2 separate regions of the Homo sapiens genome follow, and region 2 is linked to region 1. A link is a loop called in an ENCODE intact Hi-C map of the cell type or tissue named here. Cell type or tissue: ascending aorta. All regions are shown on one strand. Each heading gives the region's core, and the rest is flanking DNA. Links, peaks and the distances in the headings are about the cores only.

Region 1 (16,434 bases), core at 4,666-12,665:
GCTCCTTAGCTTCCATAACTGTAAGAAATAATTTCCTTTTCTTTATAAATTAGGCAGTTTCAGATATTCTGTTATAAGCAACAGAAAATGCACTAAGACACCTGAGTTCTGTGAGACACTCTAGCAAATTAATCAAACCAAAGTGGAGGTCATGGGAATCCGATGGATAGCTGGTCATTCAGAAGCAGAGGCCACATTCTGTGCTTGTGACTGGCATCTGAAGGGGGGTGGGGGCAGTCTTGTGGGACTGAACCCTCAACTTGTGGGACCTGACACTATCTCCAGGCAGATAGTGACAGAATTCAATTGAATTAGAGGATACTTAGCTCGTGTCCACTGTAGAATCTGCCAGAGAATTGCTTGGTGTGTGGGGAAAACCCCCCACCCTCTGGCATCAGAAGTGTTGAACGATTTTGTGAGAGTAGAGAGATTCGAAGAACCATTGGTTTTACCTATATCCTTACATGGCTTTGTATGGTTTTTAAAAAGGCATGTTTGCTGCTACAATATCATAAGAATGTTTTCCTGTGCTTTATTCTAAAAGCTTTCTGGTTTTATCTTTCATATTTGGATCTGCAATTCATTTGGAATTGATTTTTGTGTGTGATGTGAGATTAGAGTCCTGATACGTTTTTTCTCTCGTATGGCTATCCAGTGAACCTAGAACCTTTTATTTAAAATATTCTCTTTTCCATCAGTTCACTGCAATGTCATACTTTTCATGAATCAGGTGACTGTATACATATGGTTGTTTTCTTGTATGCTATGTTCTATCCCACTGGTCTATCTTCTTGTCTATCCTTGTGCCAATATTATACAATCTTGATTATTATGGCTTTATAATGACTCTTGATAACTGGAAGTGGAAGTCTTCCAGCTTTGTTCTTGAAGATTGCCTCAGCTATTCTTGGTCCTTTGCATTTTCATATGTATTTTAGAAATAGTTTGTCAACTTCCACACACACACACACACACACACACACACATGCCTAGAGTTTGGTGAAGATTGTGATGAATCTATAAATTCATAGAAAATTAACATCTAAACATTTCAATTCATGAACGTTATGTTTAGGTCTTCTTTAATTTTCCCAGTAATATTTTGTGGTTATCAGTGTAAAGTTCTTATACATATTTCATTAGATTTATTCCTATGTGTTCGATTTGCTATAGTAAATAGTATTCTTTTTAAAATGTTGTCTTTTGTTTGTTGCTATTATATATATATATTTTTTGAGACAGGGTCTTACTTTGTCACCCAGGCTGGAGTACAGTGGCATGATCTCAGCTCACTGTAACCTCTGCCTCCCAGGTTCAAACAATTCTCATGCCTCAGCCTCCCAGGTAGCTGGGATTACAGACGTGGACCACCACGCCCAGCTAATTTTTGTGTCTTTAGTGGAGACAGGGTTTCACCATGTTGGCCAGGCTGGTCTCAAACTCCCGACTTGAGGTGATCCACCTACCTCGGTCTCCCAAAGTGCTGGGATTACAGGTGTGAGCCACGGTGATTGGCCATATAATTGATTTTTGTATATTCACCCTTTGTCTAGTGATCTTGTAAACTCAGCAAAGTATATCTGTGGAAGGCATTTGGTAGATATCCTTTATTAGTTTAAGAAAATTATCTTCTATTCTGTTTTTCTACACTTTTGTTTAAAACCATGAATGTGTGCTGACTTTTATTAAAGACTTTTCCATCTCTTAAGATGTCCAACCCTGTTTTGACTCAGCTCTAGGACCCAATTCTATAGCCCTTTCCCTGGTCTTGGCTTTATCCCCACAATCACAAAAACTCCATGAACAAAAAGGAACAAACAAGGACCTGAACCGAAGAAGTGCCAGTAAACATGGAAAGGAAGAGACAACTGTAAGAGATTTTGATGTTCTGCAATATAAATGTTTTGTACAGTCCCAGATGTGTTGAGAGAGAAGCCGACTTCTCAAAAAAATTTTTTTTTTTTGAAACGGAGTTTTACACTTGTTGCCCAGGCTGGAGTGTAATGGCACGATCTCGGCTCACTGCAACCTGCACCTCCCAGGTACAAGCAATTCTCCTGTCTCAGCCTCCCAAGTAGCTTGGATTACAGGCATGCGCCACCACGCCTGGCTAAGTTTTTTGTATTTAGTGGAGACAGTGTTTTACCACATTAGTCAGGCTGGTCGTGAACACCTGACCTCAGGTGATCCACCTGCCTCGGCCTCCCAAAGTGCTGGAATTACAGGCGTGCGCCAAAATGCCCGGCCGACTTATCAGTTTTTTAAACTCCTGCCTCCTTTTGATAAACATAAAAAATCCACATGAAACTTTTGTTTAATGTACGTATTATGGAAACAATAAGCTATTTTCCAAATATAAATTTTAATATGATTAAGCTTTTTGAACTTTTAAATATAGATTGCCCTTATTAGAGATTAATAATATAGTATGTGTAAAAGCAAATTACACATTCTATAATCCCCTGCCCCTAAAGTCCGATACATCCTCCCTGAAAGGGTACTTTTCTCCTTCACTTTCTCCTAATTGAAACTCACTGAAATAGCATCTACATAGAACATCACTGCATGGTGGAGCGGCAGATAAGCTGGTTAAGCAATCTATCATTACTATCATCTGGATGTCCCAGGATGGTTGGGGTAAGTAGAAATGTATGAAGACTCTAACTGGCAATGGGATTTTATCATTGAAAAGTGCAGAGCTGGCCAATTCAGACCCAAGTTGCAGGTGTACCTGGGAGAATACACACTTGTAGGTTTTCAAATTTACTAATATTTAAGCAGTTTGATTCTCTACAATTACTTCAACATTTGACTATTGGGCTTGAATTTAATGAATCCTGGTGCCCTCTTGTGGACATGAGAGAATGTACAAAGAGTATAGCTTTGAGTTCTTTTCATTTTAAGGATTACTTTGTGTACCCATGTCCCATTAACCTAAGATAACTCAATAGGTAGAAGATCTCAAGTCACACAGCCAGGCATAATGTTGCCAATTATAAGCCCTGTGAACTTAAGATTCCTTATCTGATAAATGGCAGTAACAATAGTACCCACCTTACTAAGGTTCTTGAGAAGATTAAGGATTTAAGGAAATTCCCTTCCATTCCTACTTTCCTAAGATTTTGTTTGAAACCATGAATAGGTATTGAATTTTATCATATGTTTTTTCTGCATTTTTAAAGATGTACACTTCTGTTTTGACTCAGCTCTGGGACCCAACACTACAACCCTTCTCCAGGCATGGCTGTACCCTTACTTTATACATCCATACATACAATTGGCCCTCTGTATCTGTGGGTTCTGCATCTATGGATTCAACCAACCACAAATTGAAAATATTTGGGAAAAAAATAATAAATAATAATACAACAATAAAAATAATACAAATTTTAAAATAATATAGTATAACAACTATTTACAAGCATTTACCTTGTATTAGGTATTGTGACTTTTTTTTTTTTTTTTTTGAAACAGGGTCTAGCTCTGTTGCCCAGGCTGGAGTGCAGTGGCATGATCATAGCTCACTGCAACCTTGAACTCTTGGGCTCAAATAATCCTCCCACCTCAGCCTTCCAAAGAGACTACAGGCTCATGCTACTATGCCTGGCTAATTTATTATTATTATTAGTTTTTGTAGAGATAGGGTCTCACTATGTCTCCAACTCCTGGCCTCAAGTGATCCTTCTGCCTCCTCCTCCCAAAGTGCTTGGGATTACAGGTGTGAGCCACCATGCTCAGCCTAGAGATGATTTAAAGTATATGGAAGGATGTCATCAATGATAGACTGGATAAAAAAATGTGGCACATATACACCATAGAATACTACGTAGCCATAAAAAAGGATGAGTTCATGTCCTTTGCAGGGACATGGATGAAGCTGGAAACCATCATTCTCAGCAAACTAACACAAGAACAGAAAACCAAACACTGCATGTTCTCACTCATAAGTGGGAGTTGAACAACGAGAACACATGGACACGGGTTGGGGGGAGGGCATCACACACCAGGGCCTGTCAGGTAGTGGGGGGCTGGGGGAGGGATAGCATTAGGAGAAATACCTAATATAGATGATGGGTTGATGGGTGCAGCAAACCACCATAGCACGTGCATACCTATGTAACAAACCTGCACGTTCTGCACATGTAGCCCAGGACTTAAAGTATGATAAAAAACAAAAAGTATAAAAATAAAGTATATGGAAGGATGTGTGTGTGTCATATGCAAATACTATACCATTTTATATAAGGGACTTGAGCATCCATGGATTTTGGTGTCTGTGGATGAGGGGGCCTGGAACCAATCCCTCACAGATACTGCAGGATGTATCTTAGCCTGGCACATAGTGGGCTCTCAATAATGTTATCTGTGTTTAGTATCAATCATCTTAATCAATTATCAATCCCTTAAAGGAAAGGGAAGGGTATGAAGGATATAGTATCCCAAAACAGAGTGGCTACAGATACTAGTAACCTCTCCTCCCCAGTCCCATCCTACCTCATTCCTGATTCCCTGCAGCAACTACTCAACTCTCAACTATTTCTTTTTATATTTATCATCATATTTTTAATAACATGTTTTATGGATCTTCTTCATTTTTTTTGTCCATATGTAGTATTATCTATTGACTTTCTATTATGGAAGATGAACGTTTAACTCTCTTACAGTACTCCCTCCATACTTCCTTTCCCCCATTTATGATCCCATGTATGTAAAAATAATGTACTCTATTTTATATATTTGGTCCTCTCCATAATAACCAAAAATATGGACCAAGGCATAAAAGGTGAATACTAAAAAACGGAACCTTGTTTCACATTATTAATGTCAAATAAGCCTGAACTCTTCTTAAATGAAGCAAAGAAAAAATTTATAATGAAAAAGATTATAATTTGCAATGATAATGGAGTTATCACATAACTTTATGCAACAAGGAAGAAGAAATAAAAGGAGAAGGTTTTAATCACCTTTGTTGGTCCATGTCTGATCAAGCAGAGGAAAACTAAAAAGGACATAAAATATCTAAACAATTTAATAAATAAATCCAAATGTGATTCCAGATAGACTCATATGACCAAATAACACATGCAAATATTGACCTTATATCAGGTTATAGAGAAAACTGTTTTCCAAAGCAGCTGCACCATTTTACACTCTAATCAGCAGGGCCAATTTCTCTACATCTTCACCAATACTTGTTATTATGTCTTTTTGATCATAGCTGCCTTAGTGGGTATGAAGTGGTATCTTATTGTGATTTTGACTTGCACTTATTTAATAGTTAAAGATATTGAGCATCTTTTCATGCACTTTTGGTCATTTGTATCTCTCTTTTTTTTTTTTTTTGAGATGGAGTCTCGCTCTGTTGCCCAGGCTCGAGTGCAGTGGCGTGATCTCGGCTCACTGCAAGCTCCACCTCCCAGGTTCATGCCATTCTCCTGCCTCAGCCCCTCCCGAGTAGCTGGGACTACAGGCGCCCGCCACCATGCCTGGCCTGGCTAATTTTTTTGTATTTTTAGTAGAGTCAGGGTTTCACCATGTTAGCCAGGATGGTCTCGATCTCCTGACCTCGTGATCTGCCAGCCTCGGCCTCCCAAAGTGCTGAGATTACAGGAGTGAGCCACCATGCCTGGCCGGTCGTTTGTATATCTTCTTATCGGAAATGTCTATATAAATCCTTTGCTCATTTTAAAAATTGAATTGTCTTTTTATTGTTGAATTATTATTGAATTCTAAGACTTGTATTGTAGATGCAAGCCCCTATCAGATACATGTTTTACAACAATTTTCTCCCATTATCAGGGTTGTTTTTGTATTCTCTTTATGTTGTCATTTGAAACACAGTTTTAAATTTTGATGATGTCCAATTTATTTTTTTCTTTTATTACTTGTGCTTTTGTAATCGTATTCGAGAAACCATTGTCTGATTCCAGGTCATGAAGATTTATGCCAGTGTTTTCTTCTGTAAGTTTATAGCTTTAGCTCTTACATTCAGGTTTTTTTTGATATTTTAACTTTTTGTCTATGGTATGAGCTAAGGGTCCAGCTTTTTCTTTGATCTGTGGATATCCAGCTGGCCTAACATCATTTGTTGAAAACATTATTCTTTTCCCCATTTAATTTTCTTGGTTCCCTTGTTGAAAATCAGTTGACCATAAGTATGAGGGTTTATTTCTGAACTCACAATTCTATTATATTCTATTTATGTCTGTTCTTCTGCCAGTACCATGCTGTCTTGATTACTGTGGCTTTGTAGTAAGTTTTGAATTTGAAAGTATGTCTTCCAACTTCTTTCTTCTTTTTCAAGATTGTTTGGATATTCTGGGTCCCTTGAGTTTCCATATGAATTTTAAAATCGCTTTTCAGTTGCTGCAAAGAAGCCAAGTGAGATTTTAATAGGGATTACATTTAATCTGTAGATCAAATTGGGGAATATTGCCATCTTAACAATATAAAGCCTTCCAATCAATGAACGTGGGATGTCCTTCATTTATTTAGGTCTTTTAAATTTTCTTTCAACAATGTTTCATGGTTTTCAGTGTATATGTGTCATGGTACATTTTTGCTGCCATAACAAAATACCTTAGACCAAGTAATTTGTAAACAGCATAAATTTGTTGCTCATAGTTATGGAGTCTGGGAAGTCCAGGATCAGAGCACCAGCAGATTCAGTATCTGGTGAGGGCTTGCCTTCTGCTTCCAAAATGGCACCTTGTTGCTTGACTTTACATGGTGGAAGGCGGAAGGACAAAGGAATAGAGCCCTTCCTTCAACCTGTTTCATGACAGCACTAATCCCATTCATGAGGTTGGAGTGTTCATGACTTAATCACTTCCCAAAAGACACACCTCTTAATACTATCATACTGACTATTAGATCCTAACATGAATTTTGGAGGGACACATACATTCAAACCATAGCAATATGTTTTGCATTTCTTTTGTTCAATTTATTTCTAAGTATGTTCTTCTTTTTGAAGCTATTATAAATGGAATTTTTTTAAAATTTCATTTTCAGATTGTTCATTGCCAGTGTATACATATCCCCCCCTCCGAATCCAGCATCCACAATATTTTTAATAATGACAGGATCCGGTTAGTTTTTGTAGTACAGCTGGCCTCTTGGCCTCTGGTGTAGGGTTTGGAGTAGCTGTGCAGGTACCTGGGGCCTTACTGAAATGCTTGTATATTTCTTGGTCCTTGTGAGGATGAAAGAGCAGGACAATGCATAGACTTTGGGGGCGTCCAGGTCAGGACCTTGCCCTCCAATTATGATCCCCACAACCATTCATTTTGTGTTCTTGGCCAGGAAACTTCATTTTCTTGATCATCTGGCCTGTTGCTGCCACTCATGAATATCCTCTACAGCACAACTTGGTTGAAGGTGGAGTTGGTTCCTCTGGCCAGAAACATGTACCGCTTGACCAACAGCTTTAGATCAATTTCCTGGCTCTTGAGTTTCTGGCACTGGGTTCCTTGTGGCAGGTGTGGACTCCCATGATGGTGCCTCCTACTCAGCCATGTCCAAAAAAGTGAGCACTCTCAGACTCTTTAAATACTTTATTTGGAATTTTTGGACATTTACCCAATTTTTACCTAATTTTTTCCATATAGAATTACACATATTCAGAAGTGAGCTAAGAGTCTTTTTCTTATTGGATCATTTAGGTTACCTTAGGTCTGAAATTCTCAGATATGTATTGCTCTCATCTACTAGATCCTTGAAATTTGCCAAAATTTAAATTATTTTTGGCAAAATTGAGCAAATATGAACACTTCCAATGTCAGTGAGGAAGTGTTAAAGTGAGTACTTCCATATACTATTGGTGGGACTGTGAAATGGTGCGGGCACTCTGAAAATAAGTTTGCCAATACCAAAATCCTCAGTTAAGATTGTAATTTTAGACCCCGTACTTTTCCTTCTATAAATCTATCATTAAAATACTGAGATCCAGACCAAGATTTATATATAAGACCTCCTCAGTATTATTTTATAGTACAAACGTGTTGAAATCAATTTCAATGTGCCATAAAAATATTTATCTATGCATTAAAAAAGGCTGAAAGGAAATATATCAAATTGTAATAATGTTATCTCTGAAGAATGGGATGAGGTAAAGTCAGTATAATCAGTAATAAAAAATGGGGGCAAGAGCACAGATTGTACTAGTTACAGACTTGAGTTTGAGTTCTCTCTCTGCCAGATGTAGCTGAATGACTTTGGGCAAGTTACTTAACCTCTCTAAGCCTCAATTTCCTTAAATATAAGATGGTGGTAATAATAGTTGTTGCCTTATAGGGTTACTGAAAGAATTGAGTGAGATATACACAAAGTGCTTAGCACAGCAGTTGATCCACAGTGAGTGCTAAGTGTTAGCTCTCGTTGTCATTGGTCACCTGGCCTTGTCATATACAACTGCACAATCCCCTGGAAATGTTTCCACTGAATGAGACACCTATGGATTTGGACAGACTGGCTTTTTCTGCCATGTACTTCAATGGCCTTAGTTGTTGAGGACTCGATATGTGCATGTGATGTGAGTGTAATTGACCAGAGAGGTAGTGTGGCACAGGGGAAAGAACAAGGAGACTTTGGTCCCAATCTAGGTCTTGGTTCCCTCATCAGTGAAGTGAAGGGAGCTGGACTAGAGAATTTCTAAGATCTCTTCTGGCTCTAAAATGTTCATTTCTCACCAGGCACGGTGGCTCACACCTGTAATCCCAGCACTTTGGGAGGCCGAGGCAGGTGGATCACCTGAGGTCAGGAGTTCAAGACCAGCCTGGCCAACATGGTGAAACCCCGCCTGTACTAAAAATACAAAAAATTAGCCAAGTGTGGTGGTTGGCGCCTGTAATCTCAGCTACTCGGGAGGCTGAGGCAGGAGAATCGCTTGAACCTGGGAGGTGGAGGTTGCAGTGAGCCAAGATCACGCCACTGCACTCCAGCCTGGGCAACAAGAGGGAAACTCCATCTCAAAAATAATAATAATAATAATAATAATGCCACAGCAATTGTGAATTTAGACTTTTGTCTCCTAAACACAAGGTGGCAGCAAAAGACTAGGCTCTTGGCTGCCATTTGCCAAAACCAGTAGGATAAGATGGTATTATTTAATTTACACTATGTTATAAAGTAAAAGATCTAGGTGGCTTAAGATCACTACCTGCTCTTAGTGGTTTCTATGAGGCCCAGGTTTAATGTCCCTAGAATTATGCTTTTATCGCTATAATCGGAATTCCCCTACTCTCAATATATCCACTGAAGTCACCACTCAACAACACCTCTGCCTACAATTTCTCCAAGGCTTTTTCTATCACTTCTACTGCTTCTTGGAAAAATACCCTTCAAGTTTTCACCTGTGATGAGCAGGGGTCTTGCTGGCAGAATGGCAGCTATGTGCTTTACAAGATAAAAACAACTTCTGTCTTCCAGGATCGGGGAGGATTTGCAGTATGGGGGCTTGGTAGTGCTCTCTCAGGGAAAAAATTTCAAATAAAACACCCATGTGTTGCCAGTCTATTCAAATATGTTCCAATTATAAACAATAGTAGGAAATCTCGATGATCTGTGGGTTGGGTTTCTGTGTTCCTTGGTTGGAGCTGATCACTCCTGGCCAGGTGGGGCTGGAAAAGGATGGTGAGAAAGTGGGAGACAGACCATGAAGTGAGATGGGAAACCCCATTGCAGAAACGGAGTGAGGGGCCTGTCCTCAGAATCTAAAGAAGGTTGTTCTGAAGATCCCTAGGGAAGAGGCCAGGGGCCTAGTTGAGACACAGGTGAGGTGACCCTCAGGAGAATATTTTCAACCTGAGGTCCGAGGGAGTGGGCCTGAGGCCTAAATAGAAAGATCCTCTTTCTTCAGGGACCTTGGGGATTTCCAGGCAGAAGTTGACCTAAGAGAGGCAGTGGGAGTAGAATGGAAGGGCTAAAAAGATAGGGCCAAAGGTCAAGTTAAAGGATTGACATGTAGACTAGAAGGAAATTGACACAAGTACCAGGAAGAAGTTGTTTAATGGTTCTGATAGATGCCACATGACTTAAGCAACTGGAAACTGACCTTGCAACCCCTACAATGGCATTGGGCTCATACCCTGAGATTCCAAAGCAGAGGGGATCTCCAGAGGAGAGGAAGGAGGGCAGGTTATAAACAGAGCCTTTTTTTTTCAGAGAGGATCCTCTTCCTTCTTTTATTTCCTTCCTGCTAAGTGGTAAGAGCAGAAAATCATTAAGGAAAGCAGCAGAAGAAACTGGCAGATCTGGAATGTGGGCCATTTTCTCACCACAATGTGGGCTTCTTCACTTCCGCAGGATTCTACCTGCTTTAGGGGTCACACCCTCTGCAGGGTGCTTGGGGATCGAGGGACAAGGAGGGAAAATGTTTTAACCTTTAAACTGGTGGCCTTTTTGGTGGTTACTATCTAAATTACCTCCAAAATGATTGGGGGTGGGAAGGGGAAAGAAAACCTAACCTGGACCTAAGGGACTTGTGGTAGGGATCGGATACTGCAATGAGCGTGGAATCATACATTTCTCTTTCAACTTGATGAGGTGCTCCCACGGAGGGACAGTTAGCAGAAAATTTGGTAAAGGCCTTATCACAGACCAGAGATATGACCAACTGGGGTGAGCTTTAAGGAGGAACTAGGGTAGAAAATGGTTAATGTTTTGCTGAAATACAGGGAAGAAACAAGGTGGATTGGATCATAACCAACTTCTTTCACAATGTCATAAAAGTACCCAAACTGTGGAGTGCACCCACATCTACATGAGCAAGTCTTGTGAATTGCTTTGATGCTTGCACCGTGCCATCTCAGGCCTGCCATGGTGCTAAGTCACCCTCCACAGATGCAGGGCTTCCAGCTTCCACCTGAGAGCAGGAGCAGTAGGTTAACTTTGTGTCAAAGACTCATCCTTCCTTTCCTTTGACTTCAAAGGTCCCTTGGTGGAACTTTCTACTGTCGGGTCTTTCATGATTCCCTATCAGAGGTTTTACATGTATGCTTTCGACTCTGAAAGGGAGACAATGCCAGCTAAACACAAGGAAAGCTGTTCAGGCTGAGTGTGGGAGAAGGGGAAGCTGGTTGCTGATTCTAATTCTGATGTTTGAGGGGAAAATAATATGTTTTTTTTTTTGAGACAGAGTCTTGCTCTGTTACCCATGCCAGCATGATATTGGCTCACTGCAACCTCTGCCTCCCAGGTTTAAGTGATTCTCATGCCTCAGCCTCCCGCGTAGCTGGGACTACAGGCACCTGCCACCACGCCCAGCTAATTTTTGTATTTTTAGTAGAGATGGGGTTTTACCATGTTGGTCAGGCTGGTCTTGAACTCCTGACCTCAGGTGACCCACCCGTCTCGGCCTTCCAAAGCACTGGGATTACAGGCATGAGCCACCGTGCCTGGCTGGAAAATAATACTTCTATCTCACTGATCACATTTACCGGTAGTATGCTTTAAGCAGGAAACAAGAACTGGGTAATTGCGGCAGAAAAGCCTTTAAAAGAAAATGACTTCATTGGCATTAGCAAACACCTACAGAGATAATATCTCTGACCTTAGCTGGCAGGCACTGAGAAAATTCTGAGGAATAGAGGGGGAGTCTGGAAGACTTGGGACTTTGATTTTTCTTATCCGGGTCAGACATTGATCTTTAAAAAATGACATACGTTTTATAGTCATTAACTTATCACTTAAAATGTTCTGCTGCTACAGTTCCTGGAGTAGGGGTAGAACCCTTCAGTTTATTGAGGACCAAAGACCTACATTAAAAGTAAATCAAAGCCTAAAGGGAAGCAAAAAGCAACTTAATTGACTTCAAAAATTTTTAAGCCGTTCACTGGTTTAAGTAAAAAATATGAAGCATAGTAACAATTTTCAGCCACTCTGGAAAACAGTTTGGAAGTTTCTCAAAAAGTTAAACATGGACTTACCATATGGCCAGGAATTGCACTGCTAGGTAAATACTCAAGAAAAATGAAAACATACATCCAAACAAATGTTCATAGTAGCATTATTCATGATAGCCAAAAAGTGGAGAAACCCACATTTTTGTTAACTGATGGTGAATACATTAAATGTGGTATATCAATATAATGGAATATTATTTAGCCATAAAAAAGAATGATGTACTGATACATGCTGCAATGTGGAGAAACCTTAAAAAACTGAAAGAAGGCAGACACCAAAGGCCACATATTGCATGATTCCACTCATATGAAATGCCCAGAACAGGCAAATCCATAGAAAAATAAAGTACTTCAGTGGCTGCCAGGGGCTGGTTTGGTATAGGGGAGAATGGAGTAGGACTGCGAGTGGATATGAGGTCTCTTTTGGGACGATGAAAATGTTCTGAAATTAGATAGTGGTCCTAGTTCCACAACTCTGTAAATACACTATAAGCCAATGAACTGTTCAATGAAAAAGGGTGAATTTTATAGTATGTGGATTTAATTTTATGATATGCGAATTACATCTCAATAATATATGAAGCGTGAAACTTTATTCAATAAATATATTAAACATTTAAAATATAATTCAATTAAAATTAAAAATGAAGTATAGGGAAGGAGAACAAGACAACGAGGAAAGATGGAAGAGAAAATACTTGGCTCAAGAAAGAAAATGAGCTGGGTGCAGTGGCTGACATCTGTAATCCCAGCACATTGTAAGGCCAAGGAGTTCAAGACCAGCCTGGGAAACATAGTGAGACCCATTTGTTAAAAAAGTTCAGATGTGGTGGCTCACACCTGTAATTCCAACACTTTGGGAGGCCAAGGTGGGTGGATCGCTTGAGGTCAGGAGTTCGAGACCAGTCTGGCCAATGTGGTGAAACCCCGTCTCTACTACAAATACAAAAATTAGCTGGGCATGGTGCTGGAAGCCTGTAATCCCAGCTACTTGGGAGGCTGAGGCAGGAGAATTGCTTGAACCCAAGAGGTAGAAGTTGCAGTGAGCTGAGATCACGCCTCTGCACTCCAGCCTGGGTGACAGAGCAAAACTCTGTCTAAAAAAAAAAAAAAAAAAAAAAATTAGCTGGATGTTGTGGCATGTGCCTGTAGTCCTAACTACTCAGGAGCCTGAGGCAGAAGGATCAGTTGAGTCCAGGAGGTTGAGGCTACAGTGAGCCAAGATGGTGCCACTGCATTCCAGCCTGGATGACATAATGAGAACTTGTCTGAAAAAAAAAAGGAAGGAAGGAAGAAAATGAAAACCAAACAAGAGAAGAGAGGCTGATTCCATGATTTTCAACACAATAGAAATTTCCATTGTTCTCTGAGATTCCCTTGGGCTCTGGTCTTCAGAATGTTATTGTTATTATTATTATTTCCTTTAGAACTTCTAATGAGCACATTGACCATTGCTTCCAGGTTTTCGAATTGTCCTTTGCCCTTAAACTCCTCAGTGGCTTGGGTTTTATTCCAATAGAGCAGAGGATATGAAATATTTCTTGGTTAATGTTTCTGGGTTTGCAGTATCAGTCAGTGACCAGAGTTGGATTTTACGTCTAAAAACCATATAAACTCAAGCCGAGACTTGTCTGGGTGTAGACTTCCCATTGCCAAATTTAATTTTATTATTTAAAGTCATGTTGAGAAGTCATGTAGGTGGTCTTTCTTCTAAGCTAGGACAGACTTATCAGTCTCACTTGCCTGGTACTACTTTATGAGGTAAATAATTAATTTGAGATATTAGGCATAAGCTGGTCTTGATCTGTTCTCAAACTCCAGGTGGGTAGAAAGCTCAACTGTTGACACAGGGCCTGGCATGGGAAATGATTACATGGGAAGCCATGTCTGATAACCAGAAATGATACTTCATAATAACACAAAGATAATGAGAGAGATTGGGAGTCAGGTTAGTGTGTGAAACTAGCAGTAGACCGAGAGGGAAAGTGGGTTGTGATCCTTCTTTGAAGTCACCACAGAGTCTTTCTGCTCCTTCACCCACTATGGTTAGTGAATGACCAAGGATACTGACTTTACCTCCTACTATTACTCAAATGTATATCTCTTCTCCGTCATTTCTCCTGTTCAGTTCCTCTTTCTCTCTAGCCTGGTCAATTGCAATATCTTTGTAACATGTTTTCTAGACTGTAATATTGCTCCTATTATCCATCCTTCCAACTAGGAAAGTAATATTCCTGAAGTCCAAATCATGCCATGTCCCTACCTTATTAGTTCTCTGTGTTGAGATCAGATGAAGCTATAGGCAGAGATGCTCTTATGACATGAAGGACTGGGGTTCCCTTGTAAGACCATCAGAATTTGCCCTATCTAAGCCCCTACTCAGGAGCCTAGAGGAATCCCTGAACTGAATGGTCTGAGTCAGCTGATACTCTCAGATAACAGCACTTTGCTCATAATATATGAAAACAGGAGCATGATTTAGAAAAAAAAAAGGAACCAAAATCACCAGCTAATAGATATTATGCAATAAGCACATTACAGAAACACAAAGTCCTGGTGTACATCACCAGGGCAGTCCCTGAGGACAGTCTAGCCAATAACTACACTTAAGTTGGGTCTCCAGATCTGATTTTCTAAGTTTCTGATCCTGGATCCTTTCATAAATTATAGCTGCTACCTCCAATCCCACCCCAAGTCTCATGAACAGGAAATCTGTGAAAAAGTTTTACAGGGAGGTTTGAGAACTCCCTCTGAGCTAGCCAATCCAGAGTCTTGCTTTCAGCCAAGCTTCCATCATACCCAGATTTTAATGATGAGTTATTTATGTTCTCACTTAAGGAAATCCTTTCCTACCCTTTGGAACTTCTATTTATCTTGTTATTAAAACTGTCTTCAAATAGATTTCCTGCTGCAATACAACACACTTGGTGACTTTCTCAGTCTTACAATGGGATTAGATATTTAGTGCTGAAAGGATCATTGCAAGGAGAGCAATCAGGTTTCTTCTCAGTGACAACTGCTTGGTCTTCTTTGCTGTAAAAGAACTTTGCTTTGAGCTTTGATACATGGAAAATGTCTGCCAGAGGCCCTGGTGAGAAAGAGTCCGTGTGTCTGCCCATCTTGGGTCATACCCTTGTCATCCAGGAACTAACAAGTCACCCCAGTTTACATGCAGTTGGCATTGGATGGGTGTAGGCAAATCACCTGGACTATCAAAGATACAGTGTCTAAAAAAGGCTCACTTCCTCCCTATCCCAGGTGGTAACACTGCATCGCAAGTACAGGGCATCCCAAATACAGAACATCCCTAACCCTGCATGCCCAGGGCACTGTTCTCAGCTCTGCTGGTCTGACCAGGTAGTTTCACAGAATTCTTGCTTGGTTAACTTGTAGTTTTTTGACATGATGTGCTAGATAGGTAAGATTTAGGATTCTTATCCATGTAAATGAAACTTAAAAAGAATTTCTCCTGATTGAGTTGCTTAGGGTTTTTGTTTGTTTGTTTGGTATATATATATATATATATAAAGGGGATGTTAGGGCTGTAGTCAGTGGCTGATTATTTGAAAATTTCTTCAACAATATGGGTTCTGTTCTGCTAATTCTCAGACCAATGAGGGCCTGTGTATGCTAGCAGAGAGAGGAAAAGACTAGGGTTTTCAGATTAGGACTCTGGGCCAGAATTTGTTACCATGTGACCTTGGACCACTCATTTAACCAAAGCTTCCCAGCCATTCCCCGTGGAAAGGAAGTGGATTGAATGACCTCCCGGTAGCCTCACCGGGATATTGCGGCTGCAGCAGAGCAAGGGCTGCATATAGAAGAGGAACATGAAGACTTTTTCCTTACAAAGTAAATGATATGAATTGACTGTGGTAAAGTTTCTAAATCAGATTTTTTTTAGTCCAGAGGGACAGCTTTTAAAATGAGAGATTTATTTAAGTTATAAGGAAATATCTGTCAACCCTCAGAAATTGCAAGATGATTATTTTGGTTGTGTGTGTGTATGTGTGTGTGTATTCCTAGTGGAGGGTGAGAGCTTGACTCTTAAGAATCATATAAAATATCAAATTATCTCAACTTCTGATAAATAGGGGGAAAGACAGACATTTTGGGGAGGTTCAAACCTCTATAATTCTTTAGGCATTTAACCCCCCAAGAGCAGGGACTACATTTATTCATTCGTAGTGTCCTCCACTCCATATCAGCATCTGGCACCTAATATGCACTCCATAAATCTTTGTTGTGGTTGAATGAGATCATTTTCCCCATGTCTTTGAAAGACAGAGGCAAAAACAGAGTGTTCTCATTAATGGACAGGGTTTTATTTCATTTTCTTTCCCCTCCCCCCTCCTTCCTTTTTGCCTGTCTGCCTGCCTGCCTTCCTTCCTTCCTTCTTTCCTTCCTTCCTACCTTCCTTCCTTCCTACCTTCTTCCTTCCTTCCTTCCTTCTTGCCTGCTTGCCTGCCTGCCTGCCTGCCTGTGTTAAATAATCTGAATGATTTCAAAGAATCAAAAATGGCTGTTCACA
Region 2 (16,434 bases), core at 4,455-12,454, 49 kb after region 1:
TTCATAAATATTTATTGAATGAACGAACCAATATTTTCTGAGTAGGTCCTGTGTGCAAAGCTCTGGAGAGGCATGCTGGGGGAGGAAAGGATGGAGTCATGATTTCTCATGAAGTCTCTTCAATAACTTCACAGTCCAAGGTGGGGAGGGGTGGGACTGTGAGTGGGGAACAGACATAGACATAAATAGCTTTGCTGAAATTCAGGGTGTGTAACCACAGCAGCAAGTTCAAGCAGTATAAAAATAATAAACTATTAGATGTCACTTTACATTTATATATTATTTTGTCCACTTGATTATCTGAAAATGGGAAAAAGAAGAATTATTATTATTATTTTTTTTTGAGACAGAGTCTCGCTCTGTCACCCAGGCTGGAGTGCAGTGGTGCGATCTCGGCTCACTGCAAGCTCTGCCTCCTGGGTTCACGCCATTCTCCTGCCTCAGCCTCCCGAGTAGCTGGGACTACAGGCGCCCGCCATCACGCCCGGCTAATTTTTTGTATCTTTAGTAGAGACGGGGTTTCACCGTGTTAGCCAGGATGGACTCGATCTCCTGACCTTGTGATCCGCCCGCCTCGGCCCCCCTAAATTGCTGGGATTACAGGCATGAGCCACTGCGCCTGGCCTAAATTTTTAATTGTTATTTATAAAATAAAAGCTATTTTATATATATTAAAATAGTATATATTGGCCAGGCACAGTGGCTCATGCCTGTAATCTCACCACTTTGGGAGGCCAAAGTGGGAGGATCACTTGAGCCCAGGAGTTCAAGACCAGCCCAGGCAACACAGCAAAAGCCCATCTCTACAAAAAATACAAAAATTAGCCAGACCTGTTGGCACACGCCTATAGTCCTAGCTACTCAAAAGGCTGAGATGGGAGAATTGCTTGAACCCAGGAGGCTGAGGTTGCAGTGAGCCAAGACTGTGCCACTGCACTCCAGCCTGTGCACCAGAGCAAGAGTCTGTCTCCCAAAATATCTATATATGTATATAGATATATCAATTATATAATATATGTATATAGACATACCAAGCAATTATATATGTATATACATATATCTATATACATATACATTCCTCATTATGTTTGCTATATACATATACATATATATAGATATCTATATATGTATGTAGCTATGTCTGCATATAATTTGTATATGTAATATATGTATATATATAATTGCTTGGTCTATTTTATGTATCTTGAGACCTATTGAAGGTTTTTGAACATGTGGGCAATTCTGGAGAGTAATTACTAAAAAAAGAGAAAATATGGGTGAGGTTTTGTTTACTCAGGTTTTGTTTTTGTTTTCCCCTTTACTTCCCTTTCATTGTTATTGACGTCTATAAGTATCCATTGGCATGTGACCCAGATCGAGCCTTATTTTCCTGTTTCCAAAGCATATGATTAATTTCTAACGTACTACATTACTTACTTGTTTATTATGTTTATTGTTTGCTTCCCCTCCTCTGCCCATTAACTTAAGCATCAGAAGATCAAAAGGTTTTTGTCTATTTTGTCCACTTTTATAGCCCAAGCACTTGGAAAAATTTCTGATGTAAAGCAGGTGTTGAATAACTTTGTTGACTGAATAATAGTGCAGGACATTTTTGTTTTGTTTTGTTTTGTTTTGAGACAGAGTCTCGCTCTGTCGCCTAGGCTGGACTGGAGTGGAGAGCAGTGATGCAATCTCGGCCCACTGCACCTCCACCTCCTGGTTTCTTTTCTTTTCTCTTTTATTTATTTATTTTTTTTGAGACGGGGTCTCGCTCTATCACCCAGGCTGAAGTGCAGTGGCATGATCTCTGCTCACTGCAACCTCCACCTCCCAGGTTCAAATGATTTCCCTGCCTCAGCTTCCCGAGTAGCTGGGATTACAGGCATGCACCACCACACTCAGCTAATTTTTGTGTTTTTAGTAGAGACGGGGTTTCACCATGTTGGCCAGGCTGGTCTCGAACTCCTGACCTCAGGTGATCCACCCACCCCGGCCTCCCAAAGTGCTAGGATTACAGGCATGAGACACCGCACGAGGCCCACCTCGTGGTTTCAAGCGATTCTCCCACTTCAGCCTCCCAACTAGCTGGGATTACAGGTGTGTGCCACCACACCCGTCTAATTTTTGTATTTTTAGTAGAGACAGGGTTTCACCACATTGCGCAGGGTGGTCTTGGACTCCTGAGCTCAGGCAATCCAAATCCACCTGCCTCAGCCTCCCAAAGTGCTGGGATTACAGGCGTGAGCCACTGTGCCCAGCCAGCGTATTTATTTTTTAAGAGCAATATTAGGTTCATAAAAAAAAGACGAATGGAAGGTGCAGATATTTCCCATGTATCTGCTGCCCACACATACACATAGCCTCCCCCACTATCAAAATCCTGCACCAGAGTGATACATTTATTACAACTGATGAACCTACATGGACATCTCCTGTCACCCATAGTTTATAGTAGGTTCACTCTTGGTGCTGTACATTCTATGGGTTTTGACAAATGTACAAGGCATGTGTCCACCACTACAATATCATATCGAATGGTTTCACTGCCCTAAAATATTCTGTGCCACCATATTCATCCTACCCTTCCCTTTAACCTCAGCCACTGCTGATCTTTTTACTGCCTCCCTAGTTTTGCCTTTCCTACAATGTCATACACTTGAAATTGTGTGGTATGTAGCCTTTTCAGACTGGCTTCTTTCACTTAGAAATATGCATTTTAAGTTTCCTTCATGTTGTTTCATGGTTTGATAGCTCATTTCTTTTCAGTGCTGAATAATATTCCATTGTCTGAATGTACTACTTTATGTATCCAATGAATTATAATTTTAGAACAAAAAGTAAGGTAAGAGGAACACAACTTTTTTTTGTTGTTTTTTGTTTGTGTTTTTTTTTTTTTTTTTTGAGACGGAGTCTCACTCTGTCACCCAGGCTGGAGTGCAGTGGCGTGATCTCAGCTCACTGCAAGCGTCGGCTCTTGGGTTCATGCCATTTTCCTGCCTCAGCCTCCTGAGTAGCTGGGACTACAGGTGCCTGCCACCATGCCTGGCTAATTTTTTTGTATTTTTAGTAGAGATGGGGTTTCACCGTGTTAGCCAGGATGGTCTCGATCTTCTGACCCTGTGATCTGCCAGCCTTAGCTTCCCAAAGTGCTGGGATTACAGGCATGAGCCACCGTACCCGGCCAGAGGAACTCAACTTCTAATGTAACCCGTCCCCAACCCCCAGGCCACGGACCATTACAGTGGTCTGTTAGCAACCAGGCCGCACAGTAGGAGTGGATGAGTAAGTGAAGCTTCATTTGTATTTACAGCTGCTCCCCATTGCTCACATAACCACCCGAGCTCTGCCTCCTGTAAGATCAGTGGCAGCATTAGATTCTCACAGGAGCCCGAACCCTATTGTGAACTACACATGCGAGGGATCTAGGTAGCACACTCCTTATGAGAATCTAATGCCTGAAGATCTGTCACTATCTCTCATCGCCCCCAGTGGGACCATCTAGTTGCGGGAAACAAGCTCAGGGCTCCGCTGATTCTATGTTATGCTGAGTTGTATAATTATTTCATTATATGTTATAATGAAAAAATAATAAAGTGCACAATAAATGCAACGCACTTGAACCACGCCAAAACCATCCGCCCACACCCCATCCGTGGAAAAATTGTCTTCCACAAAACTGGTCCCTGGTGCCAAAAAGTTTGGGGACTGCTCTTCTAAAGGGATAAAACAGTTGCCCTGAGTGGACTTTTTGAAGATGTAAAGCAAGGGCTGGGGAGATGTCCTGAGCACCGTGGGATAATGGCCTTTGGATGGAAACTGAGTTCTGTCGTTCATTCAGCTGATGTTTAAGGGCGCCCTCCCTGGGCAGGCAGGGTGCTGGTTCTTGAGGGTGTGGACACCCAGAGCCAGTCCCTGCGCTCTCACAGTTTTCCCTCTGGCTGCAAGCGCTGGGGTGTGGCCCTAGCTGGTCCGTTGGGCTCTGCAGGAGTCTAAGCTGGGCTCGGGATAGCCGGACAGACCCCAGGCCAGGGGAAAGCTCACTCGTGGCTGTCGCATCTCTCCCTCCAAGCAGGTCGAAGAAGGGGGCAAAGCAGACACCCTGAGCTCCAAACTGCAGGCTGGGGATGAGGTTGTGCACATCAATGAGGTGACTCTGAGCAGCTCCAGAAAGGAGGCAGTTTCCCTGGTGAAAGGATCCTACAAGACCCTCAGGCTGGTAGTGCGCAGGTAGGTGGCAGACCCCCACCCTGTCCCTCCTACCACCTCACCCCACCTCTCTCCCTACCCTACCCCACCTCTGGGAAAAGAGCTCGGGGTTGGTAGCTTGGCTTTAAACCTCCATGTATGGATCCTGCCTTTTTTTCTTTTTTCTTTCCTATCTTGTGGGATGTGGGGAGGAAGTGGGGTGAAGACATTTCAGACACTGCTGTCTTTCAGAACACTCATTTCCCAGCAGGTACTGGTTTGTCAGGGATAGACCTCACTGGACTACCTAAATTTTGGGACCTGATGAAAAGTGACACTCATCCCAGATGCGGTCAGAGCTCTAATAAGCTTTTTGTCTGGTGGGACTAGAGAAAGAAATTGGCTTGGAGCTTTCAGTGGCATTTTGGGAACCACACCTGCATCACAGGGTTCTTCAAAACAGGCAAATTCTCTCATTGGTTGTTTTGTTTTCTGGTCTCAATAGTGGTGATTCCTCTGTTGGGAAAGTGTTGGGTTGTGTTTGATTTTAATGCCTTAGCATCAGAAGCTTTGTACTCCCGGGAACCAACCCTTCGTGGAGGAAATTATTTATGGAAAGGGGATGGGAATTGAATTATTTTTTTGATCTCTATTAGTAAGCACTGCTTGAGACATTTTACACATCTTAGCTCATTTAATCTGCACATGAACCCCATGAGATAGCTAATCACTATCCCCATTTTACAGGCAAGAGATTAAATAGGTTACTGGAGGTAGCCAAGCTGATAAGTTGAAAAGCCAGAATAGAATCCAGATTGCCTGATTCTATTTCATGCCACTTGAGCATCATTATCTTGACCTGCTAAGCGCTAGGCCCAAATATTTTGCATATTTGAATATTTCTTCCTTAGATTTCAGCTGCCTCACATAGCAGCTAATGTTACAGTATTTAAGAATGTTCTAGTTGGCTGAGACTTCAGGAGTCATCAATGAAGCCCCACCATTTTCAGGCTGTAGAAAGTAAGCTGGTCTTCCATCATGCCACAGATGGCCTCTTAAAGACCTGCATTAATTCATTTCTCAAATGTTTCCTAAGTGAGCCCATGCTCAGGGGAACAGCAGCTCCTCCCAGCCACAAAAAACACAGCGATGACTGTGGTCCCACTGTGTCTCCAGGCTCTAGTGACTCTCCCTAGTGTGCTGGGCTGTGTCTGGTCTGTCTACAGGGCCATCAACCAGCAATTGCTTCTCTGGTGGTCAGTGATGCAGAGTGGCTCAAAGCATAGGCACCGGATTCAGACAGACCCGGGTTCAAATTCCAGGGCTGTCACCTGTTAGCTGTGTGAGCTTGGCCAAATTACTTAACCTCACTGAAAATTCAATATCCTCATCTTTAAATGAGGATTTAAATATATGTATTTATGCCAAAATATGGCAACAATCTAAGTATCCATGGAGGGACAAACCAAAGAAAATGTGGTGTATATATGTATATGTTTATGTATACACACACACACACACACACACACACACACACACACGAGGAATATTATCCAGCCATAAAAAAAGAAGGAAATCTTGCCATTTGCAGCAATGTAGATGAACCTGGAGGACATTTTGTTAAGTGAAAGAAGCCAGTCACAGAACCGTAAAAACTGTATCTTCTCACTTATACATGGTGTATAAAAAAGTCAAACTCACAGAAACAGAGAGTAGAATGGTGTTTGCCAGGGACTGGGGCACAGGGGAAATGGGGAGATGTTGGTCAAGGGGTACAAACTTTTAGTTATAAGATGAATAAGTTCTGGGGACCTAAGGTAAAACATGGTGACTACAGTTAGTAATACTGTATTGTTTACTTAAAATTTGCTATGAGAATAGATCTTAAGTGTCCTCACTATACACACACACAGGTAACTGTGTGTTGATTAATTTGATTTTTGATTGTGGTAATCATGACACAGTGTGTACATATATCAAATCATCACATTGTACACTTTGAATATATGCAATTTTTGGCAATTATACTTGGGCAATCCAACATACTTTACAAAGTGATTGGAAAGATTAGATGAAACACTCTGAGGTAACAAGAGATGCTGCTGCTATTATTTCTATTATTATTGGCCAACTCTAGGCATAGGCTCATTCCTTGCAGATCCAGATTTCAGTAAAGTAAGCAGTCATCTCAAACATGGGGCTGATGTTTCAAACAGATGGGTAGACAAGCTCAGAACCATGGGGCCATTCCTTGTGTCCAGAGAGTGCTGAAGGTTTTGAACTCACCTTGGCATTGGAACCCAGGAGCCCAGTTTGGAAACACTGGGCATTGATCTGTTGGGTACTAATGGCAGAATCCACACTCCTGATGTGTTTCAACATGACTGTGGTGATAGATTGGCCTCTGGAAAGGGCTGCTCTGTTTCCTGCTATGAAGAATAATCATGGTGGCTTCTGGTAGGCCTTCTAATAGATGGTGATATAAGATTTGAATTACTTCTTCTAGTAGAACCTTTGGAAACAGACAGATATGGGGTTGAAATCTGGTCTGGTTATTTGCAAATTGTGTGACTTTGGGCTCTCTAAGCCCCAGTTTCCTCATTTGTGAAATGGAAATAATCATTCTTACCTTGAAAGGGCATTAGTGAAGTAAGTGTAAGTACACAGTGGATATGCAATATTTGATTATTATTATTCTGGATTAGGCTAGAGAGATGTGACACATGCTAATATGGAGAAGTATTGCCATAATACCATATATGCTGGTTCCCTGGTTATCTGGAGGCCCCCCCTTTCATTCTCTTAGTGAGTTTACAACCATTTAAGGGCTAGTACCCAGCTTACAGGTCCAGAATTGGTCATGACTGTCTCAGACCTTGTGGAATTTAGGAGTGTTAATTCACAGTATCCAAATCACAAGAAACTGAAGGATATAAACCAGAATGCTACTACACTGACTCATTTTGGAAAAGACAACTATAAGTGAAAAGTATGCCATATGGACCAAAAACCAGTATATAGTACTTTATCCCTACAAGAAAACTAAATGGGAAGTCTAATTATGGTCAGGAGTTTGCATAGTGATTTCCAACTCCAAGTGAAGAGAATAGTTCTGTAGGCACCAGTATTTGCTAGGATCCACTCTGATGGCCAGATGGTCCATCTTCCTAATAGGGGCTTGGCTGCCAGGCGGCCAGAGATTCACATCCAGAAGCAAGGGCCCTTTCCCCTCTGGGCCCCAGGGAATCATGCTGCCAACGTTCTCCTCTCCATTTTCATTCTCGTCAACACCAAATCCTCTTCCTGATTGACACATTCTTTCTTTACGTATGCTAATGCAATCGATAAGGTTACTGAGCAGTTCTTGCACTTTCTGCTTCTGGTGTGGGAAACATTTTGTCCCTAAGATGCCTTTTGAATATGTCTTATCTCATCTATTATGTGTTGATTTTTATAGTTGAACTTTCAAAGGAAAAGGAGGCTGCCTTTACATCTGACACATGCTTATAGATGGGGATTATCAACACGCCTCCAGAGACATGGATGGACATTCCTCCCCTACCTTGCAGAGATCCGGGTAGAAGCCTCTTTGCGCTGGATTAATCTGGCTTTGTATTTCGTAGTGCCGTCACTTTCCTGAGAAGTCTTACCTTTATACCTTGGCACACGTCATCGTCCTGAGATTCTGTTTCCTTTGATTTATTGATGCCAGAGTGACTAAGGACATTTCATTTATTAACTTTCTTTTTTTCTATGTGATCTCTATACTTTAAAAAAGACTGGGGTGTCTTCCTGGAAACATAATAGGAAGGAATGTCTGTTTCATGAATAAATCATTTGTGTAGTCAAAATGTATATTTTGGCAGCCATGTACCTGCCTCTTTTTCTCTTAAAGTTATTTTGGCTGGGCGAGGGCGGCACCTCATGTCAGGCTTTCACATCCATCATAAAAATGCCAAGAACACAGAGCAGGGTAATAGTGTTTATATAAGTTTTGGGATTGTCTTACCCAGTGACCAAAAACAATAAAAAGTAGAAACACCTTCTTAAAAGGCTACAGTGACAAGAAAAATGCAAAGCCTCAAGTAAGTTGTGGGTCAAAGACTTTCAAAGATCTGCTGACCCATAAAGAAGGCAGAGTTTAGCCCTCTCTGGGAGGAGGGCGTGAAGGAGGCGCTGTGGACGCTGCAACAACAGAGCATGTGTCTGCTGCTTGATACACGAAGAGTGAAGGTTAACAGCTAGTAGTGGATAAATGGAGAAGAAATGATAAAATAATAAGTGGGTCAGAGAAAAAACATTCCCAAAGGAAAATAAACAGCTCCCAGTTGCAGAAAACCCTTGTGGAATGCAAGGACAGTGCAAAGGATGTTAATTAGGAAAGCAGACATGGACACGAATGAGAATCATACTCCAAATCCTCCCTGAAATCAACAGAGACTTTATCTGGTAGATACGTGTAAAATAGTTGTCCAGGGATCGGGTAACCTTTAAAATGGAAACTGACAAAGGAAAGGGTCTTCAGGTTTAATTTATCATCCCTGAGGGTAATGGAAGTTGCGTTTAGTATAAGGAATGCTCACTGCTATTTGTAGATAATCTAAAACTTGAATTTAAAAAATAGGAAGCTATATTTGACCTCCAGAACAGATTGCTGGGGTTAATTGCTGTGTATTCATATAAATACATATTTTTACCCTGAGTTCAGACTCAGACTCCTATCCTGAATTGGATTATCAGAATGGCCTTAGAATCAATGAATCCTTAATCCCAATTCTGATCTTTTCTCCATTTTCCTTGGCAAATCTAACCTTCCAACCTTCTGCATTAAGGTGCTATTTATTTTGTTTATTTACTTATTAATCCTTCATTAATCAAAAGAAAGCTGGAGGTGCTATTTTTGCCAAATACTATCCTACTCCTAAATTTGTTGTAAGTGAATTTTTTGTGTTTTTACTTGTAGTTGGCAAAGAAAAACTTGAGTATATTTCATTTCAAATATTTCGTACTTTTTTATAATGCTATGCAAGCCAGGCAAAAGTCAGAGAGGATACCTGAGATAGCGGTGTCCAGCACTACCAGATTTGAGACTGCCTGGGTTTGAAGTCTGATGGCATAGGCACTAGCTTTGTGACCTTGGGCAAGTAATTTAATCTGTCTGATTTTTGCCTCACAAAATTGTTGTGAGGATTAAATAAGAATCATGTGGGTATGGTATTTAGTACAGTTATTAAATCATGAATCTACTGAAAACAAGTTGCATATTTGTTAAGTAAATTATCTCTTTGACAAGTTCCACCTTAATCTCTAGAACACAGCATATGAAGTCCTAGTTAATGGGAAGACTTTGGTGGGGAAATTATCTTTCTGGGCATCAAAGAGAGCAGAGGGTAGGGAAAATTGAGCCCCTTTTCAAAATGGAATCTTCCTCCCAAAGCTTTCCATCACCTCTGCAAGTTTGATGTAACCTTTCCCCTTCCCATCAATTTATTCTATGAGTTGATGTGTTGGAAGGAAACAATTCTTTTTTATTTGGCTGAATATACGTGTTTAGTAGTACTAGTAGTAGTAGTATCAGTGGTAGATCACATTTTGCTGGGAAAAGAGAGATTGAGGAGAAAGCAGCATTGAAAAAGTAAAAAACAATAAACATCTGCCTAAAATATGTATATGCCAGGCTATATGACTTGCCCATGTAGAGGTGGCTAGCGTGAGAATCTAGGCTAGAGTGAGAATCTAGGTCTTAAGACTTTCAGCCCTTGAGTCTCTGCCTGGAGGTAGAAATGAGGGAAATGCATCCAAAAATAGGTAAGGACTTGTCCAAGGCCACATACTAGTGGCCAAAATAAGAGTCTAGTTCTTCGAGGATGTAAGTCTTAGGGACTTTTGGCCCCTCAAGCAGTGAAATCATGAACTAGTGCTTTCTATTCCACTGCCTCCTCCTTTTAGAAATATCTGTGATGCTAAAAAAAAAAAAAAAAAAAAAGAGAGAGAGACAAAAGACAAGGCCGGGCATGGTGGCTCACGTCTGTAATCCCAGCACTTTGGAAGGCAAAGGCAGGCAGGTCACCTGAGGTCAGGAGTTCGAGACCAGCCTGGCTAACATGGTGAAACCCCGTTTCTATTAAAAATACAAAAAATTGTCCAGGAGAGGTGGCGTGCCCCTGTAATCCCAGCTACTCGGGAGGCTGAAGCAGAAGAATCGCTTGAACCTGGGAGGCGGAGGTTACGGTGAGCCAAGATCCCGCCATTGCACTCCAGCTTGGGCAACAAGAGCGAAACTCTGTCTCAAAAAACAAAACAAAAAAAACCCTCAAAACAATAAAAAAACAAAGAAGCTTATGTTTGATTCATCTAAGAAAACATTTTGAATGAAGAGGTGATTCCCCATTGACCTTGAACTTCCTTTGGGAAGGAAATGCACCGGACTACTTTGGATGCCCAGCAGACTTGAGTCTCTGCAGCAGCCTCTGGAAATGAAACTCTGGGCTGCATTAGTGGCTGCTTCCTCCCTCCTAACAAAAATGGTGATGAAATTAAGTTCACCAAGACCCTTGGGCCCACACTCCCCCGAATTCACCGTCCCATGTTTCTGAGGGTTAACAGAATAGTTTCTTTTTATAAACTAGTGAGATGACATTATTAGAATGGAATGGGATGGTTGGCTGACACACTTGCTACCTCAGTGTCAGATTTCTGTGACCTTATATTTCTAGATTGAATTGCAAGACTGTAACTCACCCAGGATTTGCAAGTCAATGATCTTAAAAGAAATACTTTGTAATGAACTTTTTTAAGTCCTCTGAAAGGATACAAAATTAACTCTATTAGCTATTAATAAAAAGGGTTGTGCAAATCAGTGCCTTTTCCAGCTCATGGTTACAGTTTATAAAAGAAAATAATTTCTTGGAATATTTTCACTACCACCTCCTCACTTCCTTCACACTGTTTTGCCACCTCTCCACCCCCTCACCTGCCTGACTCTATTTCCTGAAAAAGCATCTACATTCTTAAAGCAGTTTGAGATTAACCACCTGATGTCTCTTTCTGACTCTTTTAAAGCAGTTTAAAGAAGCAATTTATTAAAAGCTTTAAAAGCAAATGGAACAGAACTCCCTATTTTTAAGGCAATAAAGTTGACAGGAAGGGTTGAAACTTTTCTAGAACATAAAAAGCATATTTTTTTCTTATAAATTGACAATCTGCAAGCCAGATTGTGTAGCACGAAGGTGCCAATTCTCAGATATGAAATTGCAAACAGCATGAGGAAGACATTATATCATCTGGATTCCAGTCTCAGTTCTGCTGTGGTCTGGCCATCATACCACGGTGCTACTCAATCTCTCTAAGACTAAATTTCTTCTTAAAATGGAGGAGAACAGTTCCATACTGAGTTGCTATAAGGATGAAATAAGATAGTATATATAAAATGTTTCATCATAGTAAAATATTAATCTTTATTTCATAAGGAGCTTCTATTGTACAGTCTCATGAAAAGTTACCTGACCACATTCTCTGATGATTGCTCTATTTAATGGCACTGATTTGACTCATTTTTGTAAATGAGAACACATAGGTTTTAAAGCTTCTGATTATAACCTTTCTGCTAAGAGGAAATGTGGCTTTAAAGGACAGTACCAACTAGGCCCAAGTTCAGAATGGGATTTTGTAAAAAAGGCCATATTCTCTGGCGAACGTAAGTTGAAAGAGTTCTAACTTTGAACCATGTTGAAGCTCATTGGTGGAAGGTTGAGCTCCAGGAGAGGAAGCTCGGATTGCAGGAAGGGGCTCTCTACGCAAGTGTATTTGCACCATCTGGTGTTTTTTTGTTCCAAGGACTGGTCAGGTTATATAGGCACATGTGACCCAGGCTGAGCAATTTGAAAACATAATGTTCTTTAGACAGCACAATATGCTGCCTCTGGGAAAGTTATGACATCAAAAGATAACTATCAAGTGGGCAGGCAGTGGGAGGTGAGGACAAACAGAAAAGGTGCAGTGACCTTTTTATAGGCAATTGCAAAACTGGTCTTGAAGCTCAAGGAACTCACCTCTGTGCATAAAAGTGTGGCTTCCTCTACCTCTCCTGGACACAGAAGACAAATGAGAAATATTTCTGTGCCATGGTAAGTTCCAAGAACTGACTTTCAAGACACAAAAAAAGGCCCGATGCTGTGCTCTGTGGTTAACTCCTGTATGAAGGGGCAGGAAGGCAGTGTGTCCCCACCACGTGCCACAGGAGGAAAGCACAGGAGCTGAAGTGGCAGCCAGCATGGCAGGCAGTACCACTCTATGGTTCTGTGTTAGGAGCGTCTCGTGTCTGAAATGTTACCTCTCACCTCCACATGTCTCCTGAAGAGCTGTGACCACCCTCCCATGCCCCGCTCTGCTCTCCCTTCATTACTTCACTCATCCTGGTCATCTGCTCTTTGAAGTTCTTAATTTGGGCAAAGGGCTGGCAGATGCCTGGGACATGAGTACAAATCCCAAACTGCACTTCCGTTTGCACCCAGGATGAGACTTCCCTAGAGGGGAGATCAGTATAACTGAGAACTGTGGTAACTTACCCTTCTAAACATTTTTTCCACTTGAGCAAGTGGTTGAGAGGAGAGGAAGGAGGCAGCTGCAGTGGCCTCTGACCCCCAGAAACTTTTCCAAGAGGCCTGGCATCATGGAAATTTGCTCAGTATGCTTTGAGGAGGTATTTCAATCCTGCTGGGACCATTCTCAGAGCAGTTTTCGGCTTCTTTGGACTTCTAGGCTTGAATGTCACTGTATAGAAGTATAGTATTTTATTTCCTAACCAGTTGTTCCTTCCCATGGAAAATTCATGTAACACATTATTAGGTTTCCTGAGAGGTATGCAATAAGACTCCCTTACTGTAATGAGGAAGGGGACATCTTTTTCCCCCGTAGCACATAATGATAACTGCTATTTTTATTCAATGGGTTACATATGCTTACTGGCTATGCACTAAACACTAGCTTCATACAAAGGAATGTTCTATTGTTCCTAGTGAAGGAGGTTTGATGATAAAAGACCACATTTCATTCTTGGGCTAGCACAGCTTTACTTCAGACAAATGTATTCCAGACAGGAGCCAACCTTCTATACCATTAAAGAATTAATGAATGCACCATTAAAGAATGGCACTCAAGGCTGGGTGCGGTGGCTCATGCCTGTAATCCCAGCACTTTGGGAGGCTGAGGCTGGCAGATTATGAGGTCAGGAGTTCGAGACCAGCCTGGCCAACATAGTGAAACCCCATCTCTACTAAAGATACAAAAAATTAGCCGGGTGTGGTGGTGGGTGCCTGTAATCCCAGCTATTAGGGAGGCTGAGGCAGGAGAATCGCTTGAACCCAGGAGGCGGAGGTTGCAGTGAGCTGAGATTGCACCATTGCACTCCAGCCTGGGTGACAGGGCGAGACTCCATTTCAAAAAAAAAAAAAAAAAAAAAAGAATGGCACTCAAATATCTGTCTGAGCCTTTAGGATATGAGGTCTGAGTTCTGAGATCAAATAAAAGTTATGGTGGAATCTTTCCCCCCAGTTTTAAATTTGGATGCATCAGCTAGGACAGGTAAGTTTGGATGAGTCCCATTTAGAAGATGAACCAAATATTTGGAACTCTGAATACTTGAATCAAAATGGCTTAAAGCTACTCCTTCTTAAATTGGGCTACACATTGGAATTACCAAGGGAGTTTTAAAACAGCAATAACAACAACAAACTAATTCCTGGCTCCTACCTCCAGAAATTCTAATTTATTTTATTTTACTTGTTTTTTGAGACAAGATCTTACTCTGTTGCCCAGGCTGGAGTGCAGTGGCATGAACACAGCCTTGACCTTCTGGGATCAAGTGATCCTCCTACTTCAGCCTCCGGAGTAGCTGGGACTACAGGTGCACACCACCACACCCAGATAATTTTTTTATTTTTTGTAGACAGAGTCTCGCTTTGTTGCCCAGACTGGTCTCAAATGATTCCCACCTTGGACCTCCCAGAGTATTGGGATTACAGGCGTGAACCTCCAAGTCCAGCCTCAGAGAGTCTAATTTAATAGATGTGGGGGTGTAGCCCTGTATTGGAAACTTTAAAAGCGCCTCAAGAAAAAGGCTGGGTGCAGTAATCCCTATAATCCCAGCACTTTGGAAGGCCGAGGCAGGAGGATCCCTTGAGTCCAGGTCTGCCTCCAGACCAGCCTGGGCAACATTGCAAGACCCTGTCTCTACAAAAACTAGCCGGGCATGGTGGTGCGTGCCTGTAGTCCCAGCTACTCAAGAGGCTGAGGCAGAAGGACTGCTTGAGCCAGGAGATTGAAGCTGCAGTGAGCCATGATCGGGCCACTGCACTCTAGCCTGGGCGACAGAGCAAAACCCTGTCTCAAAAAAAAAAAAAAAAAAAAAATCAAGAAAAAACAATGGATGGTTCATCTGTACTGAAAATGTACAGCCTTTTTTTCTTGTCATTCTTCCCTAAACAATACAACAGTGATTCACGTAGCATTTACATTATATTAGGTAGGATAAGTAATCCAGAGATGATTTAAAGTATACAGGAGGAAGTGTATAGGTTATATGCAAATATGACATCATTTTATACAAGGGACTTAAGAATCCATGGATTTTGATACCTATGAGGGGGTCCTGGAACCAATCCCCCATGAATGCAGAGCTACAACTGTATTCATTTATTTCATCAGCCCCCATGTTTCAAAAACCACACTTTGTATACCCTTAGCATAAATCCCCCATTTCTTGAGAATGAGGGGTAGAGAAATGGTTTCCATAAAGGATTGTTAAATACCACCCCCTCCACATATCCTTAATGGAAAATCAGATCTTCGAAGGTCCTGGCAAGCTTTGTCCTGTTCTGTTTTTCTGTTTTATTTAATTTAACTGCTCTAAGATCACAAGTGTCCCATGAAGGTCCTGGAGAAGAATCTTAAAGTATAGGTTTGTGGGTTACTGAGAGCAGTAGTAGGCTCTTAGACTTCATTAGGCAAAGAGAAACACCTGGTTCCATCTGACTTGAGATGAACTGTGGGTTCTTTTTCCTTTGATCATTGTTTATTAAGATGGCTACCTCAAATATGTATTTTTTACCACCTGTCTCCTCATGGTTCTGTTGCTTTGGGCATCTTCGCATGTGGCAGCTCTGAAGAGCCTCATTAGTCGTTGGCAAAATTATGTCTCTAAGACTAGCGTCTTTGTGCTTTTGCCAGTAGCTAAAATGTCTGTTTAATTGTATTACCTAGTCTAGAGGCCCGTGCCGCTGTCTGTAGACCAGCTGCCAGATTGCTTAGTACAGTTTGTCAGTGCATTTGAAAAACGCAATTTTTCTACTCCCCTCTTATTCTGCTGTCAAACTCTAGTCTGATGCTGCGTTTGCTTAGTGGGTGGGATGTGTAAAATTATACATGTGGGGACAGTTGCTTGGTTAGTGTGTTTATTGTTTACGTAGGAAGGTTGCTATGTTGTTTTCATGAAGACTGTGATTCTAAGGAGCATTTTTAAAAGATTCTTTGGGTGCCAGGCGCGGTTGCTCATGCTTGTAATTCCAGCACTTTGGGAGACCGAGGTGGGTGGATCATTTGAGGTCAGGAGTTCGAGACCAGCCTGGCCAACATGGTGAAACCCCGTCTCAGCCGGGTGCGGTGGCTCATGCCTGTAATCCCAGCACTTCGGGAGTCCAAGGCGGGTGAATCATGAGGTCAGGAGATCAAGACCATCCTGGCTAACACGATAAAACCCTGTCTCTATTAAAAATACAAAAAATTAGCCGGGCGTCGTGGTGAGCGCCTGTAGTCCCAGCTACTTAGGAGGCTGAGGCAGGAGAATGGCGTGAACCCGGAAGGCAGAGGTTGCAGTGAGCTGAGATCGTGCCACTGCACTCCAGCCTGGGCAACAGAGCGAGACTCCATCTCAAAAAAATTAATAAATAACTAAAAAGATTCTTTGGAATGTTTCTTTAAAGGTGTCTCTTAGGGATGAGCCACTATTATTTTTTGATTGTAAATAAGTAGGGGCCCACAAGCCCTGGACACCTAAAACAATCTTTCATGGAATTTTCTCAGGACACATTTTGTATGTCCTTCACCCTCATAACTTAAAGAAGCGAACAATTGAAGAGACCCATTGTTTTTTACTGGTGGTTACATGGTACTGAACGTTTTTTTTTTTTAACTAAATTAAAAATCTCCTCAATTATCCCCTCTGACTTGCTCCCTCACTTCCTTCAGGTATTT

What was found. Hi-C counts contacts between places; a loop is a spot of excess contacts. Peaks named below come from ENCODE experiments on the same cell type or tissue, not always from the same donor. Only the 100,000 strongest peaks of a DNase experiment are listed, where the experiment ranks them.
Region 2: a loop joins it to region 1, with 2.4 times the contacts of the local background. A loop is called at or near these places in 11 of 110 quality-filtered maps.

Annotation. Positions count from the first base shown.
Region 1 is chr4:76,502,212-76,518,645 of GRCh38, forward strand. All of the region lies in intron 1 of SHROOM3 (shroom family member 3), which reads left to right. Among named protein-coding and RNA genes, the nearest start is that of MIR4450, 63 kb to the right of the region's middle. In ascending aorta, for the core only: a CTCF peak has its summit at 9,053 (motif pointing right); no DNase peak of the experiment used is centred there.
Region 2 is chr4:76,551,537-76,567,970 of GRCh38, forward strand. It overlaps SHROOM3 (shroom family member 3), which reads left to right. Exons shown (of 11, transcript NM_020859.4): 2 at 4,073-4,227. Among named protein-coding and RNA genes, the nearest start is that of MIR4450, 14 kb to the right of the region's middle. RefSeq lists an enhancer at 7,174-7,805. In ascending aorta, for the core only: CTCF peaks have their summits at 8,410 and 8,637; no DNase peak of the experiment used is centred there; H3K27ac peaks cover 3,809 bases.